Linked DNA regions of Homo sapiens: region 2 is linked to region 1. A link is an interaction called in ENCODE POLR2A ChIA-PET data of the cell type or tissue named here. Cell type or tissue: K562. All regions are shown on one strand. Links, peaks and the distances in the headings refer to the core of each region. The heading gives the core; the rest is flanking DNA. Region 1 has its middle 89 kb from the start of IGLL5. Region 2 overlaps RSPH14 (radial spoke head 14 homolog).

Region 1 (10,104 bases), core at 886-8,885:
CCACCAGATGCTGCTGAAACATTAATATAAAAGTAACGTTCTTTTTTAGAATAAGTGGCATTGAATTTGGGTGGCTACAGTAACTTCAGTGTTAACTTTGGCTAAATCTTTCCTGCAATTATTAATCCCCTCATGACTTCCACAGACCATCTAAGACATGCTTAAACTTTCTGACTTGTCCTAAAGACCCTTCTTTTTAAACAACCAACTCTTCATTTAAGGACAAGTATTTATCATCCTTTTAATCCTTTCATTACTTCCATGATCCATCTACAACATGCTTGAAGCTAGTGACTTGTCCTTAACATCCATGTTTTAAACAACCAAGCATTCTCTTTGAGACAAGTATTTACCATACAAGATCATTTCTTGTTTTTTTTTTTTTTTTTTTTTTTTTTTTTTTTTTTTTTTTTTGAGACAGGGTCTCACTCTGTCACCCAGGCTGGAGTGCAGTGGCGCGATCTTGTCTCACTGCAAGCTCTGCCTCCTGGGTTCACGCTATTCTCCTGCCTCAGCTTCCTGAGTACCTGGGACTACAGGCGCCCGCCACCATGCCCGGCTGTAAGACTAGGATTTAATGACAAATGTTGGTAAGCTTTGGAGCGTAATCTTTTTCTCTCCAGTTCTCACTTCACAAATGGTTATAGGACTGTGTTGTTTGTAGAATAAACTTCAGTCTTATATTTGGCCTGATCATTTGCATAAAGTGCAGCAACAATGCTTATCTCTACATGGGCCTTTTGGATTGACTTTGATGGAACTCTATTCCACAAGGAATCTTAAATAGGATCCCTTAGAGCTGAGCCCAGCCATGGGTTCATCTCCTCAAATACCTGTGAGCTCCTGGACCTGTTAGAAAGTGACATTCTTTACTGACCACAGGTCAGAAACCCTGTACATGGACTGTGTAGACAAGGTATGAGGCCAGTCTTCCCCAAGGGGCTTTTATTGGCTCTGCAGGTCAAGATTGACTCCTTAAAGGGAAGCATACCTGTCCAGTCAAAGCCTTGATAAAATAGCCAGTTTTTCCAATTGTGTCCTGTTGCAAAAAAAAAATGGATTTGTATTGCATTGATCTAAACAACTATATTGCCATATGTTAAGAATACTCACAGATAGTTTCCACATTCTAGAGGAACTAGACAGAAACAAACATCTTCCAAATTTTGTTCACAGCAGCATACCTTACTCAATTAATAAAGGCCACAAATAGTTCAAAACAAGCTTCCTTGACTCTGAAAAACAAAACAAGGATCAGGAATATTCCAAGCAAAAGTCAAAAACATTGCTTTAACTTTCTGAGGGCAGGCCATTTAGTTAACTCTTGTTTTGCTTGACATTTGTAAACATTTCAGTTTTTCATGAGCCTTGTATGTTCTTTCTCTATTCCAATGTTACAATCTTCAAAGCTATTAAAAACCTGCATTCGAGAACATGTGTTAAAGTCCTTAATATAGCTTGATTATAAACCATCTTTTGAGAAGGAACAAAGCAAGACAACAATTGTCCGTGAATGACAAAATTTCCAGGGTAGTTACAGTTAAAAACATGACTGATGAAGTTCAGTTATCTCCATGGTTTACAATAACTTTACCATTAATTATGATTGATAGCATATACTCAGAAGGTAGAATTTTAGAAATCCCATACAATTTTGGAACATATATTAGTATTCACCAAAATATAACTTAAAGAGAATTGGACATCATTTGGCAATTTCATGTGACTAAACAGGTCAAACAATCCTGTACACCTCTTTTCTGAATGTTTCAGGGGCCCTCTGAACCATCCAGAATGCCAGGCATCAGGAAAGACAATTTTGAAACTTGAAGTTTGATTTTGGAATGCCTGTTAAGTGTTAGAGGTTTAAAACACTTGATGTTACAAAATAGAATTCCACATTACCGTAAATTACTTATTTTGCCAAAATGATGACTCAAAAAGCAAAAACCTTTCATTAGCCTTTACTACTGCATGGAAATCCTGTTCAAAGCCAAAATCTTCCCTTGCATTAGTTTATTAATGTTAAACCCCAATTTCTAATGAAACCTCATAGACAATTCCATCTAATCTTAACCAATGTAACCATGAGGTGAAATCTATAGAAACCTTTTATAACCCCTTTTGCTAAAGGGAAGATGATTGTCTTAAGACAGCTTTGCTGTGCTTTTATTTCAATGTTCAATCTGTGAAAAGACTATAAGATACCATTTTGAATTTAGTTAATGTTTACACATTTTTTGCAAGATTAATTTTTACAATCTTCCACAACTTACTTAAACCTTTACCTTTATCATATCAAATTTAAGATAATCCCTTATCCCTAGGCAAAATTTACATTTCTATGCTTTCTTGTAATCTTTTACTAAAAGACATACTTTACTGTTTTTATACACTTTGCAGATAAAACTGTTTAGTCATCTCAAATACATGTTGCGCTGTTAACTCTTAGCAATTTTTACATTGGTGAAAAACCTGGTTAGTAAGTGATTGTAATTATTTACCAGGTGTGGAACCTAGGACCCAGATAGAAGTACAGATAAGGTTTGACTCTTTCTAGTATCTAACTCTACGTGTCCAAGGCCTTACCTATCTGTAAAGCAACCAGTAATACAACCTTGGAACATTTAGCAAACCTAGTATCTAAGTTGTATGATTTAGACCACCTATTTGAATTTTGATGACACTTGCATTTTACCAATAACCCTTAAGACTATTTTTGTTTCTTAAAGATTAAAGTCATATGAACTAAAAAATATTTGACTTAAGTGCCTATTTTTCTTTAAGCCAATCAATTAGAGCTCTTTTTATAGACATTACACACAACACATTTATAGCGACCACAAACAGAAGATTCAACACTTGTACGATTTTTGTATTTGCCAATTTCTTAATTGGATTACTTGCTTCAGGGTGGAGCCCTTGGAGGAACAGTGCCAGGAAGGCATGCATTTCTAGGGCAAAATAAGCAAGCACAGCTGAAGGCAAAGGCAGATCCTCAAAATTAAGGGTGCCATTTTATTCTGGATCTTGGATCCCCAAAAGGAGGGAGATTCTATGGGAGAAGACAGTGTGCAGTGCCTCTACTATGCATTTCATTGCAAGGCAACCCAAAGACAATTGGCTTATTTTGTAATCAGCCCATTTCCCACAGGAGCCTCATCTCTCAGTGGGGGGTGGGGATATTTCCATATCTTTCAGGTGGCCAATAACATGCTTCTCTGATTTATAACTACTATTAGCCATCCCTTAAAGTGTTTTCCTTACCTGGTTATTAGACACCAAAGGTCTCTGTAATGTGCAGTAATTTGATGCCCCTCAAACTTAAAACTGTCAGATAACACAATGCAAAATAGTACAGAGCCTTTGATTTTGAGAGGGAACTATCTGCTTTTAATTCCTGGGGTTTTATGAGGAAAACAGAGGGTTTTCCCCCCCAAAATGGAGTCTGTGGTCTCTGTTTTTCCCAAGGAATCCCATGTTACCAGAAGTTATCTTAGGGCCTCTTGTGCATGTGTTAAAAGTGTCAAGACAAAGAATGGAGAAAAATAATTCAGTTGATGGAGAAAAAAACCCTTTTCCCAGAAAAATTTAAGAAGAGAAAAATATAAAGGTCTTTTAAATATACCTATAACTTGAATATCCACTTTTAATTAAACTGAGTGTTCTTTAAGAAAATTCTTTTAATTCTTTTGTTACTCAACTTTAGCCATGCCAAGGAGTTAAAATTTTTGGTTTTTGAACTTTACAAAAATTAACCTCACAGTTGAAGCCAACAAGCCTTAATTAGGTTATGACTTAACCGCGAGTGTACAAAGTATTTTTAAGGGGGTGATAAGCGCTTTTGAAACTGTGTTTAAAAAATTGTTACTGAGACAGTAGAAGAGATCTGACCCAACCAACTTCATTTTGTTTCCAGCCCCCAAGCTGTCCTTGCCCATCCCTGGGTGTAGGCTGAACCAACTTTGGGAGGGGCCTGGTTCACTGTTTGTAGTCCAAAACAAAGATGATAACAGTCCTTTCCTAAGATATACTTCCCTCTTGTTTGGGGACCAGACCAAAAAACTAGCCACAAGACTGGAAACCATGGCTCAGGAGTCATACAGCTGGAAGCTACAAGATTTTTGACCCTTCCTTAACTGCTCTCAAGATCAGTGCTTAAGATATTTTATAAACATTACCCTAGATGGATCAGCTGGCACTACCCAGATTGACAAACTGGCTTATCTGATTTTGTGGCCCTCACCCAGGAATTGACTTAGCACAAGAAGACAGCCACCATTGTAAAATGGCAGAGACTAAAACAAAGTACTGCCATGTGGTTACAGGTCATGTTCCCAAGGACATGAAACAAGATGGTGGCCTGTAACCAAGTTTGTTACTGATTATTTTGTTTGGCTTGCTTGAACAGCAGGCTTTTGGTTTCCTGTGTCTGTAACCTAACCTAAAGTACCCTTTCTTTTGACAGAACCATACAGAAAAACACACAAAGCACACCAGATTGGCTACAGCTTAAGACCAAACTCACAAATCCTTTTTCATTAGTTAAAACTTTACAGAGAATATAAACAATGATCCTTATTATCCCTTTTACTGGTTTGCACAGGGAGAGAGGAGCCAAAAGTCTGACTGGTAAGAAATTTTTACTCTGCTAGCATGTCAGGCTTCTGGGTTCTCTTCCCCTTAGCTCAACTCTAAGCCAATCATTTTAAGGTTTGGAAAATTGACTTTTCCCAGGTTGGAAGAACATTATAAAAGAAGATAGAAGCCATTTTAAACTGTGAAAGAAGGTCAAATACCACAGAAAATTCTGGGGTTCCAATTAGACTTGTCAAGAAGTATTGCTTTCCTTCCTATTGACAATGGTGTTTTCCCTATTTCTTCACTTTCCCTATTTTCTCTTTTTCATTTTTGCCTGTTATAGGAGACATATTGCTCATCTCCAAAATTCTCTGCCACCTGCAGAGTTACCTGTTTTTCAGCCACAGTTAGGGTTTGCCTTAGCAGCAGCATAACATCCCTCCGTGAGAAGTCAAGTACCTGAGTTAAATTTTGGAAAGCTTCTATATACCTATCAGGGTCATTAGAAAATTGGCCTAAGTCTCCCTTTACCTGTCTAAGGTCCTGCAATGAGAAGGGAACTTGAACCCTAGTGGCATCACCTCCATTGGGCATTTCCTGTAGGGGTAAGAGTGAAGGTGGGGGAGTGGGAAATTTTGGAGATGGTGGAGGTGGAAGAGCTGGTGGCATGGTTGGAGGTGGCCGCAGATAAGTGAGACTGGAAGCCATACTAATTGGAGATAGAATAGGTGCCTTAAGAGAACATAAGGACCAAATGGCCATTTTTGCTGCTGATGGGACAGTACCGAGACTAAAATTCGGTTTTGGAGGATATTTTACTCCTAATTGTTGACAGCAGATTTTTCCCATTTACAGAAGTAGCATGAAGCCTGGTTTCTAGTAGAGAGGCATAAAAAGGGGAGAGAATTGGAAAGTGAGGCTGTTTCGGTGAAGGACGGACAAAGTGCCTCGTGGAGAGGATCCCTATTCCACTAGGTGGCACAGTGGACCTTGAAAGGCCATATACTGTCCAGACCAAGGGCAGAGTGACTTTGACATGCCATGTGCTCTCCAGACCAAGGGCAGAGAGAGACCTGGAAATGCCATGTGCTCTCCAGACCAAGGGCAGAGAGAGATGCTCACTGTGTGTGGGGGGACCCTCTGTTCATAGAAAATCACAGAGTTGCCTTCCCTTGAGCTATATCCCTGGTTAGTACGACATTCCCTGATCTTGTCAAACATGATTACTTCCCTGAACTGTAAAACTTTCCACACACTGAGCACACAGAGAGGATAGAGACATAGCGACTATAGATAGGAAAAGGAGGAAAATTCTGCAACAAGATAGCTGCGGATCCTTTACTAACACCCAGATGGGCTGTCAGAAGCTGGGTTAGTCCAGAAACCTTTGAATAACACCAGGGTGTGCCCTGGTTGGAAACTTTTAGTTGCTCCAGGACTTCTGGCCTCACATGATAGTTAGGTTCTCCATGAAAGGAAGCTTGTTCAAAGCATGGCCAATGAACCCAATGACCTGTGAGTATTGGGGGATTTTCCATATTCTCCCCAGTAAGCCTGACATCCGAGTCTTTAAGAAGGGTAGCCATGATAATCATATTTTTAAATGGCTGATGTATACATGTTATTGATTTAATTTGATTTTAAAATGCAGGCTGAGAGCCTCAGAATGAAAGGACAGATTTTGAGGTTCACTCCATACTTACCACTCCAATGATTCTACCTTCTGTTCTGATCCCAATCCCAGATGAGAACCCCCAACTGAAATGGCTACATTTTCTGGGGTGTATACCCTGGGTTTTGTTGTCTCACACCAAGAAAGAATCGAGGACATGGACACATGTGGGTAGGTTAAGGAGTGGAGAGTTTAATAGGAGAAAGGAGAGAGAAGAGAAGCTCCTTGTGAGAGAGAGATGTCTGAAAAGCGGGAGATAGTGGACCGCAGCAGATTTTATAAGTACGCTGGAGAAGGTGGTGTCTGATTTACATAAGGCTCACAGATTGGTTCAATCAGGTATGATGTTTACATAGCATTGCATAATAAGTAATCTTATGCAACTGAGCTTACCAGTTGCCCGGTGCCATCTTGTCTGCTCTTTACTGTTCACGTGGCTGACAAAGTGAAGGGAATATGGAGCTGTCGTCTTGAACATGTCTAGTCCCTAGTTCCTGCCAGTATTCACCTGTGCAAGCTCCCATCTTGCTTATCTGTGGCTGCAGCTTGAATTTACAGGCTGTTCTTTGTAAGAAAATAATTTGGGGCTGCTTTTTATTAATGAGAAAAGCCTTACCAAGGAGTTCCATACCCTTACTATCTGGGTAAGTGATTTCTTCTTAACTCCTGTATCAATAGCATTTGGGAAGAGCAAATGAAAGCTACGAGACATCACTGCTTTCCCATCAGATTGGCACATGCACAAATTAAACAAGCAGCTGTCAAGGCTGGGGAGAGCTTGGGGAAAAGGGCATGCTCATATGCTGCCAGTGTGAAATGCAGATGTCAACAACCTTTGGGGATTGCCATTTAGCGATAGCTATTAAAATGTAAACATGTCCTTCTGACTCTGCAAGTTCAATTTTGGGAATCCACACCACACAAATGAAAAGCACCAACACAGTAAACAAACAAACCTGGCAACAATCTAAGTGTCAATTAATAGGGAAGAGCTGAATAGTACACGTTTGTATGACAACTATGTAGCTGATTAAAACATGAGCTAGGTCTGTATCTATTGTATTGTATCTATTGTACCTTAGGACTCTAATATATTAAGTTAAAAATCAAGCTGCAGAGTAATGTGTTTGATATAATCCTACTTTTTGTGAAGACAATGCAAAAATTCTACATATGCGTTCGTATGTTTGCATAAGCACTGAGAAAGGGGAGGAAGCTCATGCCTGTAATCCAGAATTTTAGGGGAGCTAAGGCAGGAAAATCACTTGAGTCCAGGAGTTTGAGACTAAACTGGGTAACGTGGTAATACCTGTTTCTACAAAAAATTAAACAAGTATTAGCCAGACGTTATGACATGCACCAGTAGTCCCAACTACTTGGGGGAGCTGACATGGGAGGATCACCTGAGCCCAGGAATTCAAGGCTGCAGTGAGCCGAAATCATGTTATTGCACACTACACTCCAGCCTGGGCAAGAGAGAAAAGACTCTGTAAAAAAAAAAAGAAGAGAGAGAAAGACAAGACAAAAGGAAGGGGAGGAAAGATACACAGCTTCTGGTTACTTCAGAAAGATAGGAATGGATGGGGGAAGAATAGTAACTTATTCTTTAAGGTTTTATGCATTTTTCAGTTCTTACAATGAGCATGCAAAACTTTTGTAGTTAACAATATATGATTCTTTTTTTTTTTAAACAATGTATGATTCTTAAAAAGAACCAGGGGAAAGATAATCTAAAAAAGGAAAGGAATCAGAGCTTTCTGGATCTGCATGCATGTTTTATGACTTCCAGAAAGGAAGGAGCAGCAAGTGTCCTCTGGAAGTGACCAGATGGCTCATTCATCCTTTGCCTTTGGCCAGACATAGACCCAAAGTGTGACCAAGACAAAGTTTTGTGTGGGCTTCCTAATTCAATAACAGCACTAAGGGAAAGATCCCCAAACAGGTGCTCAATCTTCAGAGCCCCTGCCCAGGCCACCCAGAATGATGCTTCTAATAACTGAGGACAATTTTTAAAAATTATGTGAATGATCTGGATAAAAATCTCAGATATAAAGGAGTCCCTTTACATTTGGAATAAAGGGCCTGTATTTTCTCTTCTGATACAAAAGTCTCTTAAAAGAAAGGAGTCCACAGCTCCATTGCTGCAGCTGCCCACTAGAAGCGCAGTGATGCATAAGCCCTCGAGATTGCCCAAAGATTGTACTTCAAAGGGCCACATGTCCCACTGTAAGAAGCCGTGACCCAATAAACACCCCAAAGTAAGGTCACATGGGCATGCAGTCTTCAGCTGAGTAGGGGCCACCCAAAATAAAAACTCCACCATTGGTTAGCAATTAGTGGCATTGTTTTGGTGGCATTGTCACCAGCCACTCCTGCTTGGTGATGCAGGCCAGGCAGAGGCCTCTAATGGTTAATAGCTCAGCTTAGGGGACATAAGTGACAGCAACCTAAACTTTCATACTCACTTGACCTTCCAGTGGAACATAGGCTGTATCTGGCCCTGGATAGTGTGGTTAAGGGACATCTTTTTTTTTTTTTTTTTCCAGATTTCAATAGCTTTAGGGGTATAAGTGGTTTTTGGTTATATGGATGATTTTTAAAATGTTTTTATTATACTTTAAGTTCTAGGGTACATGTGCACAGCGTGCAGGTTTGTTACATAGGTATACATGTGTCATGTTGTTTTGCTGCACCCATTAACTCGTCATTTACCTTAGGTATTTCTCCTAATGCTATCCCTCCCCCAGCACCCCATCCCCAACAGGCCCTGGTGTGTGATGTTTCCCACCCTGTGTCCATGTGTTCTCATTGTTCAACTCCCACCTATGAGTGAGAATATGTGGTGTTTGGTTTTGGTTTTCTGTCATTGTGATAGTTTTCTTGGAATGATGGTTTCCAGCTTCATCCATGTCCCTGCAAAAGACATGAACTTATCCTTTTTTATGGCTGCATAGTATTCCATGATGTATATGTGCCACATTTTCTTAATCCGGTCTATCATTGGTGGGTTGGTTCCAAGTCTTTGCTATTGTCAATAGTGCCGCAATAAACATACGTGTGCATGTGTCTTTATTGTAGCATGATTTATAATCCTTTGGGTGTATACCCAGTAATGGGATCACTGGGTCAAATGGTATTTCTAGTTCTAGATCCTTGAGAAATAGCCACACTTTCTTAAGACCCACAATGGTTGAACTAATTTACACTCCCACCAACAGTGTAAAAGTGTTCCTATTTCTCCACATCTTCTCCAGCATCTGTTGTTTTCTGACTTTTTAATGATTGCCATTCTAACTGGTGTGAGATGGTATCTCATTTTGGTTTTGATTTGCACTTCTCTGATGACCAGTGATGATGAGCATTTTTGCATGTCTATTGGCTGCATAAATGTCTTCTTTTGAAAAGTGTCTGTTCATATCCTTTGCCCACTGTTTGATGGGTTGTTTGTTTTTTTCTTGTAAATTTGTTTAAGTTCTTTGTAGATTCTGGATATTAGCCCTTTGTCAGATGGATAGATTGCAAAAATTTTCTCCCATTCTGTAGGTTGCCTGTTCACTCTGATGATAGTTTCATCTGCTGTGCAGAAGCTCTTTAGTTTAATTAGATCCCATTTGTCTATTTTGGCTTTTGTTGCAATTGCTTTTGGTGTTTTAGTCATGAAGTCCTTGCCCGTGCCTATGTCCTGAATGGCATTGCCTAGGTTTCCTTCTAGGGTTTTTATGGTGTTAGGTCTTACATTTAAGTCTTTAATCCATCTTGAGTTAATATTTGTATATGGTAGAAGGAAGGGATCCAGTTTCAGCTTTCTACGTATGGCTAGCCAGTTTTCCCAGCACCATTTTAAAAAATAG
Region 2 (8,000 bases), core at 1-8,000, 99 kb before region 1:
CCTGCAGATCCGCAACGGGTCTCACCTTAGAAACAGGTCCTCCTTTCTTTGCCTCCTCAAAGCTCTCTGCCTATCCTGAAGCCATAGTCCGAGCAGATGGGAGGAAGGACTACGGTTAGTGAACACAGTGTCCCCATCCTACAGACAACCCCAGGCTATGCCCCGGCTGGGCCTCCCAGTGTCCTTCTGCTAAAGGAAGGGGAGATGAGATGACCGGGGAGATGAGATGAACAGGGAGGCCCTTCCCTGTAACCCTGTGCTGTCCTGGCTCTGGACACCCTCAGCCACCTGTCCTGTCTTTTGGCCCACAGCCACCACGGCTGACCAGACAAAGGGTGATAGTGTCGCCTGAGGAACACTGACTCAGGAGGAAATCAAGCCAGATATTTCTCTGGGCCAGGAGTAAATAAATAAATCAATATGCAAAGGTTCCACCTATGGAGGAGAGGGTGGCCATGACAGCAGAGAAGAAGTGGGGCCTTCATTAAGAGCCAAATCAAAGAGGTTGCTGCCTTGGAGAGAGCCGTAGCCCCAGGCTCCTGGCTCCCCAGTTTCCCCAGGGAAGGAAACTGCTGACTCCATCAAACCCTCACTTGAGTGGGGAATCTGATTTCACCTTCTGGGTCTTTGAGGCCCTGCAACCTCCTGCCCTCTGCCTCCATGTGTGGCATCCCACAATCCCATCCCCTACCTTGGGGACCTAGGGGCATGAGTGGTGTCCACTACATGCCCAGCACGCCTTCCCTGCGTCCCTTTCCTTGAGAACTGAGGCTGGCACCACAGGTTGTGGCTGGACCCAGCCAGCCTCAGGGGAACCCTTAATTGCCCTGACTGTCCAGAATTCTACCACTCACTCCCGCTAGCCAGCCCCAGCCTCTCATCTGTTTTGCAGCAGTATGACTTCTCTGGTCTTGCTGTCTCCAGCCCCCTGTGCCCTGTGCTCCACCAGCAGCCAGGGGCATCCTTGTAAAAATGAGGCAGAGTATGTCTCACTTGTGCTTGAAACCTTCTCATGTTTGCTCCCGACGCTTGCTTGACATGGGCAGACCCCGAGTCAAAGTCCAGCCAGGGCACCAGGGCTGTGCAATGCCTGGCCTCTCTGACTCCCACGCCCATGCTCCCCCTCCCCCACTCCTGCCATGCTGCCTCTAGCTGCCTCTCTAGCACCATCCCTCACTCTTAACTCAGGGCCTGTGCACTGGCTGTTCCTTCCTCCTGGAAAACTCTTTGTCCAGAAAGCCAAGTGGACTTCGCTTCCGCGCCCTCTCCCCATCCAATGGCTCAGATGTCCCTTCCTTAGGAGGCCTCCCTGCCCATCCTATTTACGATGGAAAATGACCCCCATATTCGCACACAGCCACACCACGTGTGCTGCCTTGCCCCAAGCATGGTCCCTTTCTAGCACACTGTATAATTTACTTAGAGTGTTTATCGCCCACCTCTTTCCCACTGTGCCATAGGGCAGGGACTGTTGGTCTGTTTGTTCATTGATGTATCCCATGTGCCCACATGGACCTAGCACCAAGCAGGTGCCAATAAATCAATCCCAGGCCCTCGTAGTGACTGAGTGAGGAATCGGTCAACGTGGCTCACGGAGGGGATAGTTGGGGACTTCTGGGAGGTCTTCTGGAAAGGCCCGTGGCCTTCCCTGGGTGGACACGGGTAGACGCACAGCCCCCGCCCACCTGGACTTGGCCGATCCTGATGCTGCCCCACGACTAAGCCCTCAGGCCCGGGAGCCAGGATGTCCCCTCATCTTGTAAGCCCTTTGGGGCTGGGCTTCTGTTGCTACCCCTGCAAGTGTGCTCCCACCCCACATACATTGCATGGCCCCTCAGCCCCCTTAGAAGCCCTGGCCCTCACCCTTGGCCTTCTTCCTGTGCCAGTGATGGGGATAATCCCCCAAACCCTGGCCCACCCAGAGCCTGGGGCTGCAGCCCATTCCCTGTGGTCCCTGGGGACCGCAGTGGCCACACCCTCCACACCTCCTCTATCCATTCCACACCATCCTGGGAGGAGGGAGAGCCCCAGAACAGCCAGCGTGGCAAGACAAACACACTGGAGACTGAGGCCAAGCACTCCAGGAGCCACGACAGAGATGGGGGTGTCAGTGTGGCCAGGAGACTCCTTGGAGGAGGTGGGCAGTGTTGGGGGGACAAGGGCAGCCCCACCAGTGCCTCTGTGTCCCAGCCACGGGGTGGGGCAAGGCTGGGCATGGCTGTGCTTGCGTGCGTGGTGTTATCATAGAGGAAATCAATGCCTGGCACTGGCCCAGTGTTTAAGGGAAATGAATAGATTTTGGCCGAGGACAAAGAGAGTTTGATTAATCCGAAATTGGATAATGGAGGCAACACTCTAATTATTTTTCTTCCCAGCATTTCATCGAGAAATATGTTTGCACAGCATATCAGAGGTAACTGAGCGGGTGAGGGGGTGACCATGCTGGAGGAAAGCCCAGCTCGGAGACAGGCCACCCGCACCCGCCCTCACCAGCAGGGGTCCTGGTAGCCACTCTACAGGGCCACAGGAAGCAAGAGGGCTGGGTGGGGCTGGCCTGAGGCCACATGCAGCTGGGGCAGCTAAGGCCAGAGGGACATGCCATGCAGAGCTGGGCAGGAGGAGGCATGAGGGCCAAGCCCTCATGGTGGAGTTGCTCCTCCCCTGGCCTGGCCACAGTTAGGGGTAGGGCCACTAGTGTGGGGGTGCAAGAGGAGTAGGGGTGAGGTACCACCAGTTCACAGGGGGTCAGGGCCTGCTGGGGTCAGGGTGAAGGCTGTAGGTGCCAAGTTCTCCCACCCATAGTCAGAAGGGTCTTCAGAAGGCCCCTCTTGGCAGCTTGGAAGGTTTTCCCAGCTTTGCCTCTGGGGAAGCCTGATTAGCTGCTCCATAGCCAAGGTCAGACAGGACCACCGGGCCCCACAAACACAGAGCCTGGTACTTTACATGCCTCAGCCCTCCTTAGTCACCTTGCCCCCTCCTCCCTTGCTGACCCCACTCCTGCAACACCTGGAGCTGAAACCACACGGTTTAGCACCTTGTTTCCGTGGCCATCCAGCCTCCCAATTCCAAGAAGGCTTCTAGGGGCTCCTTGCTGGAACAGAGATCAACATCAGGTGTACATCCAAGAGGAGGCTCCCGGCCTTGTAGAGTGGTTGAGTCTCTACCACTCATTCACTTATTCATTCTTCAGTGTACAGAAAGAGGCTGCCATGAACGAAGCATGGGGTTGGACCCTGAGGTCACTACAGGGAGTGAGGCATCAAATGAGAGAAGAGACAGTCAGCAAGCAATGACCTGAGCTGCTCATGGGACTCAGGAAGACGGAGGCCAGTCCTTCCCAATAAGGGGTTAGCATCAGTGTCACTAAGGAAGGGGCATGTAAGGAGAGATAGGGTGGGTTAAAGCTGCTAGATAGGAGGGGGTACAGTGGTGAGGTTCACCAGTCACTGGCAAGCTCATCTAAATCCTGCCTCCCGTGCCCGCTGCAGACATCACTAATCGACCATGACTCTTTCCCTCTGGGCTGCAGCACAGCCTTAGAATCCTCTTCAGCACAGCATGCTTTGGACGGTCACTCCAGAGTTGAGATAAGGAAGGAAACTATCTGTACACTTGACCCAGCCCAGAGCTTCCAACTCAAAGGCAAGGAAGGCCCAGAGAGTGGAAAGCATTCGCAGGGTCACCATCACAGGCAGAGCTGGACTTCTACCCAGGCCTGGTGCCTTCCCCTGCCCTGAGCTCCTCTACTGGCCTGAGAGGCCACTCCTTGATCTTGGGGCACAGGGGCCACCTGGAAAGGCCACTCTACCATCATCATGTTCCTTTACTACCTTCAGGGTCTTGGCTCATCCCCTTAGGACAGTTTTCCATAGACATGCCTCTGAAGGTCATCACTCTGTGAATCCCCGTGTCTGACAAAGGCCCCACTGAGTCACATTGCATCACTGAGTGGCCCGGCGTCAGCCCGAGGCATCTGTCCACCTGCCTCTGGCTTGAGAGTAACCCACAGTTGGGCCTGACGGGGCCCAGCTGGTAGCATCCACCTGAGGGTGGTTTGTGTTTGGTGGCCAAACCTGAGGCCCAGAGACACATCTCTGGGGACCCAAAGGTACAACCTCTTAGGAGCAGAGGGTTGAGCTGGAGCAGGGGTTCTGCAGCGCACGAGCACACAGCTCAGCCCTAGGGCAAAAGGGGCTGGACAGGGCCACTGAGGCATGACTGTCTGCGAATATTCAGTCCCTCCACAGCGACTCCCTGGGTGGCGATTCTCAATGGTGACTCCGCAACGTCCCTGCCCTCATGGAGCTTACACAAACACATACGATGAATGAATCAAATAGGGAGCAGGTCACGCTGTGGCGAGTGCTAAGGGGAAAAAAATAGCAGCAGGAAAGGGCATAGGAAACATGGTCAGGAACATGGCGCTGTTCTACATAGAGGCCCCACCAGCCCTGTCTGGAGCAGGGCCACAGCCTAAGAGCCAGCCCTCACTGCCATGCCAGCCTCCAGCACAGCCTCCTCCTCAGCCACCCTTCCTATGACCAACCAGGGTGAGAGGGACCATGCTGCCCAGATGCGGGGCTGCCCAGACCTACTAAGGCACTGGGCACATGAGGTCCACTCTCCACACCTCAGAGGACCTTGGCCTCCATGACTCACAGGGGCAGACCTCACAAAGGAGCAGACCTCACAGGGGCAGACCTCACAAAGGACCTTGGCCTCCGTGACTCACAGGGGCAGACCTCACAAAGGGACCTCTGTCCTGGCAGCTCTCCATCCCAGGGGCCAAGGGTCTCCTGAAAGGTTTGCTCTAACCACAACCACGGTCCCCCATGGCCATGAGAGGCCTGGCTGAGCCCTCGGGGACGGGGTGTGTTTCTGGTTGGAGGCTGCTAGAAGGAACACCCCCGGGCTTGACACTATGTGTAAGGCCCCTCCCTGCACTGTGGCTTTTAACAGTCTCGCTTCTTAGCACTTTTTGATGGATTCTCCAGGGACGTCTCTAAAAGAGAGTTATACCTTAATTTAGAAGCAAATAACTCAAAACTCTGTGATGTGGCAGCTTCCTTTGGAAAAGAGATGAACGCAAAGAAGCCATTGCTGTGTGAAGCTGTGGCCATGTAGGTCCAGGGCCTGCTGATGGGACCATCTAAACCTCAACCTCAAGATGTGCCTCCTGCTGCCTCTTGCCCAAGGGTCCACAGACCAAGGGGCAAGAAGCAAGACATTTAGTGAAGAATTGCAGCAGGCAATTGCCTGCTGCAGTTTTCACTTTGGGTTCCCTGGGCCATGGTGCCAAGGTGAAGCTCACAGGCTGGGTGTGACTGACTCCAGCGGCCCTGAAAGTCCAACGCAACCCACCCGCCCACTCAGGGAAGGGAGGAGAAATGCTGTGGGGACTGGGCAGCAGGCAGGTTGCGGGCCCACCCTCCAGGCCTTCCTTCTCCACAGGGGCCACTACATCCCCAATATTATCCTTGAGGTCCCTGTGACCAGCCAGCTTCCTGGGCACTCACTTGGGCATCCATACAGTTTTAATGCTCTGCTGTTGCTGTTCTGGAATGCATAATTTTAGTTTTACTTTTGTAGAGACAGGCTCTTACATGTTGCTCAGGCTGGTCTCAAACTCCTGACTTCAAGTGATCCTCCTACCTCAGTCTCCCATAGTATAGGATTACAGGTGTGCGCCATCATGTCAGGCCCTTAATAATTTTCAAATGGGGGCCCCCAAAATCATGTGGCCAGCTGTGCCTGCATTGCTCAGTCCCTGGGCATGCCCTGCCTGCTTGACACAGGGGACCTGCTCTCTGGGACCCGCTCTTCTCCAGCCTCCCGAGGCGCCACTGTGACTGTGCTTCCACCTCACTTGCCCGTCAATCCTCAATCTCTCTTTCTCGATGCTTCTCAACTCATCCTCCCCACAGTGGAGGCCCAGGAGCCCAGCTCAGCCTCTTCTGATCCTACCTACCCTTGATCCCTAAGTGACCTCACGTGGTCCCCGGCCTGCCACACACCTCAGTGCCAGGGGCTCCAGGTTGCCACCTCCAGCCTTGCTCTCCCTCTGGCCACATGTGCCCATCAATGGCTCTCCAGGTCTCAGACCCACCTCCTAATTCCCCACCTCTCCAGAATGGGTTTTTCTGTATCTTGCTTCTCAGCCAATACCAGCTCCATCTTTCTACTGGTTCAGACCAAAACTGCAGCTGTCCTTTAAAAGCTGCAGCTTTAAAAAAACAAATCTCCCACCTGCATTTCTCAGGGCCTCCAGAGCTCCCACCCCTGGGTCAGCAGCCTCTCTGCCTGGGATGTTGCAGTAGCCCCTCATGGCCCCCAGCCTTACCCCACCCTAGCCTATTTTCCCACCTCAGCAGAGAGATCTTTTCAAAGTGTAGATTAGCTCCTCCTGGGAGGGCAGCTCCAGTCTCTTCTCTGCTCCAACCCTGCCAAGGTCTTCCTGCCTCATTGGGGCCCACTGAGTCCTGCAGGACCTGGCCCTGACACCCCACCCACACTCCTGCACCAGGTTCCAGCCACTCTGGTGGGGCCTCCAGGGGCCAGGGAGTGTCTGCTCAGCGCCTTTGCACCTGCTGTCTCTCCCCTGCTCAGCCACACCACTCACCCAGCACTTCTGCATGGCACTGTGTCAGTCCCCCACCCCCATCTCGTGTCCCCCACCTTCTGCTTTAGTGTTCTCCACAGTGCAGCACTTAGTAACATGTGTTACTGTCAACCCCTGCCCGTCTGGTGTGAGCACTGTGAGTGGATGCTACGTCCCTGCTGTACCCCTGCACCTGGCACAGTGCCTGGCATGCAGCAGGCGCTGGTAAATGTTAGCTGAACAAATGAATGGATGAATCGCGTGAGGTTCTGCTCCTCCGGCTCAGTCCAGAGGGCTGATGTCTCCTCCTATGTGCTCTAGGATCTGTCAAGCGGTCCCTGTTGGTTCAATCCTGTGAAGCGCCTCCCCTGGCGGTGTTCGCACGAAAGGGCCAAAATGTGTGGCAGGGGCTGGTGTGGGGACAGGGCAGGGCACTCTTGGCTTTGGGTATGGATGAGGATAATGAGGTTCAGAGAAAAAGGGGCTGGACCTAGGATGGTGGGACCAGGACCTGACTCCAGGTCTTCTGCCACCTAGACTGGAATGCTCACCTCACCACCCCGGAGCCACAACAGTCTGGGTGCTCCCACGTCCCTCTTCATTCTGCCCAGGCCGCAGCATAGCCTCTGCTCTGGGATTCTGCCTGGGGCTGACCCTTGGCATCTGCACTGACGCCTCTGTTCATTTCGCTTTGTGCTCCTTCCAGCCAAGCACAGTGCTCACAGGTGCTCAGAGGCTTGGCTACCCCAGGTTTCCTTGCTGGAGGGTTCGGGAGAGCAGCATGCTGACCTGCCTCCTCCAGTGTGCCCGTGCACCTGCCATGGTCAGCAGCAGTGAGAGTGCCTTTGCCACCACACACCGTCTTAAGTATTCTGAGGCTAGCGTGGGACAGACAGCACAGGGCTGCCTTCCTTGCCTCCAGGGGAGGAAGCCGCACACATGTGTTCACACACAAGATGACTAAATTCAGCATTCCTGAATTGCTATATTCAGCATTCCTGTCCCACTGGCCTCTCTGCGGGGGCCCTGGGCAGCCCTTGTGAAGTCAATCCAGTTACCTGCAAATTCCTGGAATTGTTCTAGAAGCTCCTGAGGGCCAGACTGAGACCCCACCCATACTCCTGCACCAGGTTCTGGCCACTCTGGTGGGGCCTCCAGGTCTCTGAGGTTCCTCCTGAGATTCTAGAAAACAAAAGGACTGAGAGGCTGGGGACAGAGGGAAGAATCCATTCCCTGTGTCCCAAACCCACAGTCACATGCCAGGTCCCTGCAACAGTCCAGGCGACAGGCACAGAGCACAGCAGCTCACCCTGCTCAGCACAGACTGCACACCCCACGAGGGCAGGCCCTGTTCTCGCTGCATCAACCTGGGCCTTGGCCAAAGCCAAGTGTGTGTTGGGTG

The links. ChIA-PET counts read pairs that join two places held together with the same protein. Peaks named below come from ENCODE experiments on the same cell type or tissue, not always from the same donor. Only the 100,000 strongest peaks of a DNase experiment are listed, where the experiment ranks them.
Region 2: POLR2A ChIA-PET joins it to region 1 with 5 read pairs; 4 of 35 experiments call an interaction of 5 or more read pairs at or near these places.

The regions. Positions count from the first base shown.
Region 1 is chr22:22,971,902-22,982,005 of GRCh38, reverse strand. No RefSeq gene overlaps it. Among named protein-coding and RNA genes, the nearest start is that of IGLL5, 89 kb to the right of the region's middle. In K562, for the core only: no CTCF peak of the experiment used is centred there; DNase peaks (open chromatin) are centred at 5,545, 5,890, 6,374, 8,564 and 3 weaker places.
Region 2 is chr22:23,072,589-23,080,588 of GRCh38, reverse strand. All of the region lies in intron 4 of RSPH14 (radial spoke head 14 homolog), which reads left to right. All of the region lies in intron 1 of GNAZ (G protein subunit alpha z), which reads right to left. Among named protein-coding and RNA genes, the nearest start is that of GNAZ, 6.1 kb to the right of the region's middle. RefSeq lists enhancers at 1,367-2,302, 2,303-3,239, 7,607-8,000. In K562, for the core only: CTCF peaks have their summits at 2,490 and 6,981; DNase peaks (open chromatin) are centred at 2,498 and 4,798; H3K27me3 peaks cover 7,710 bases.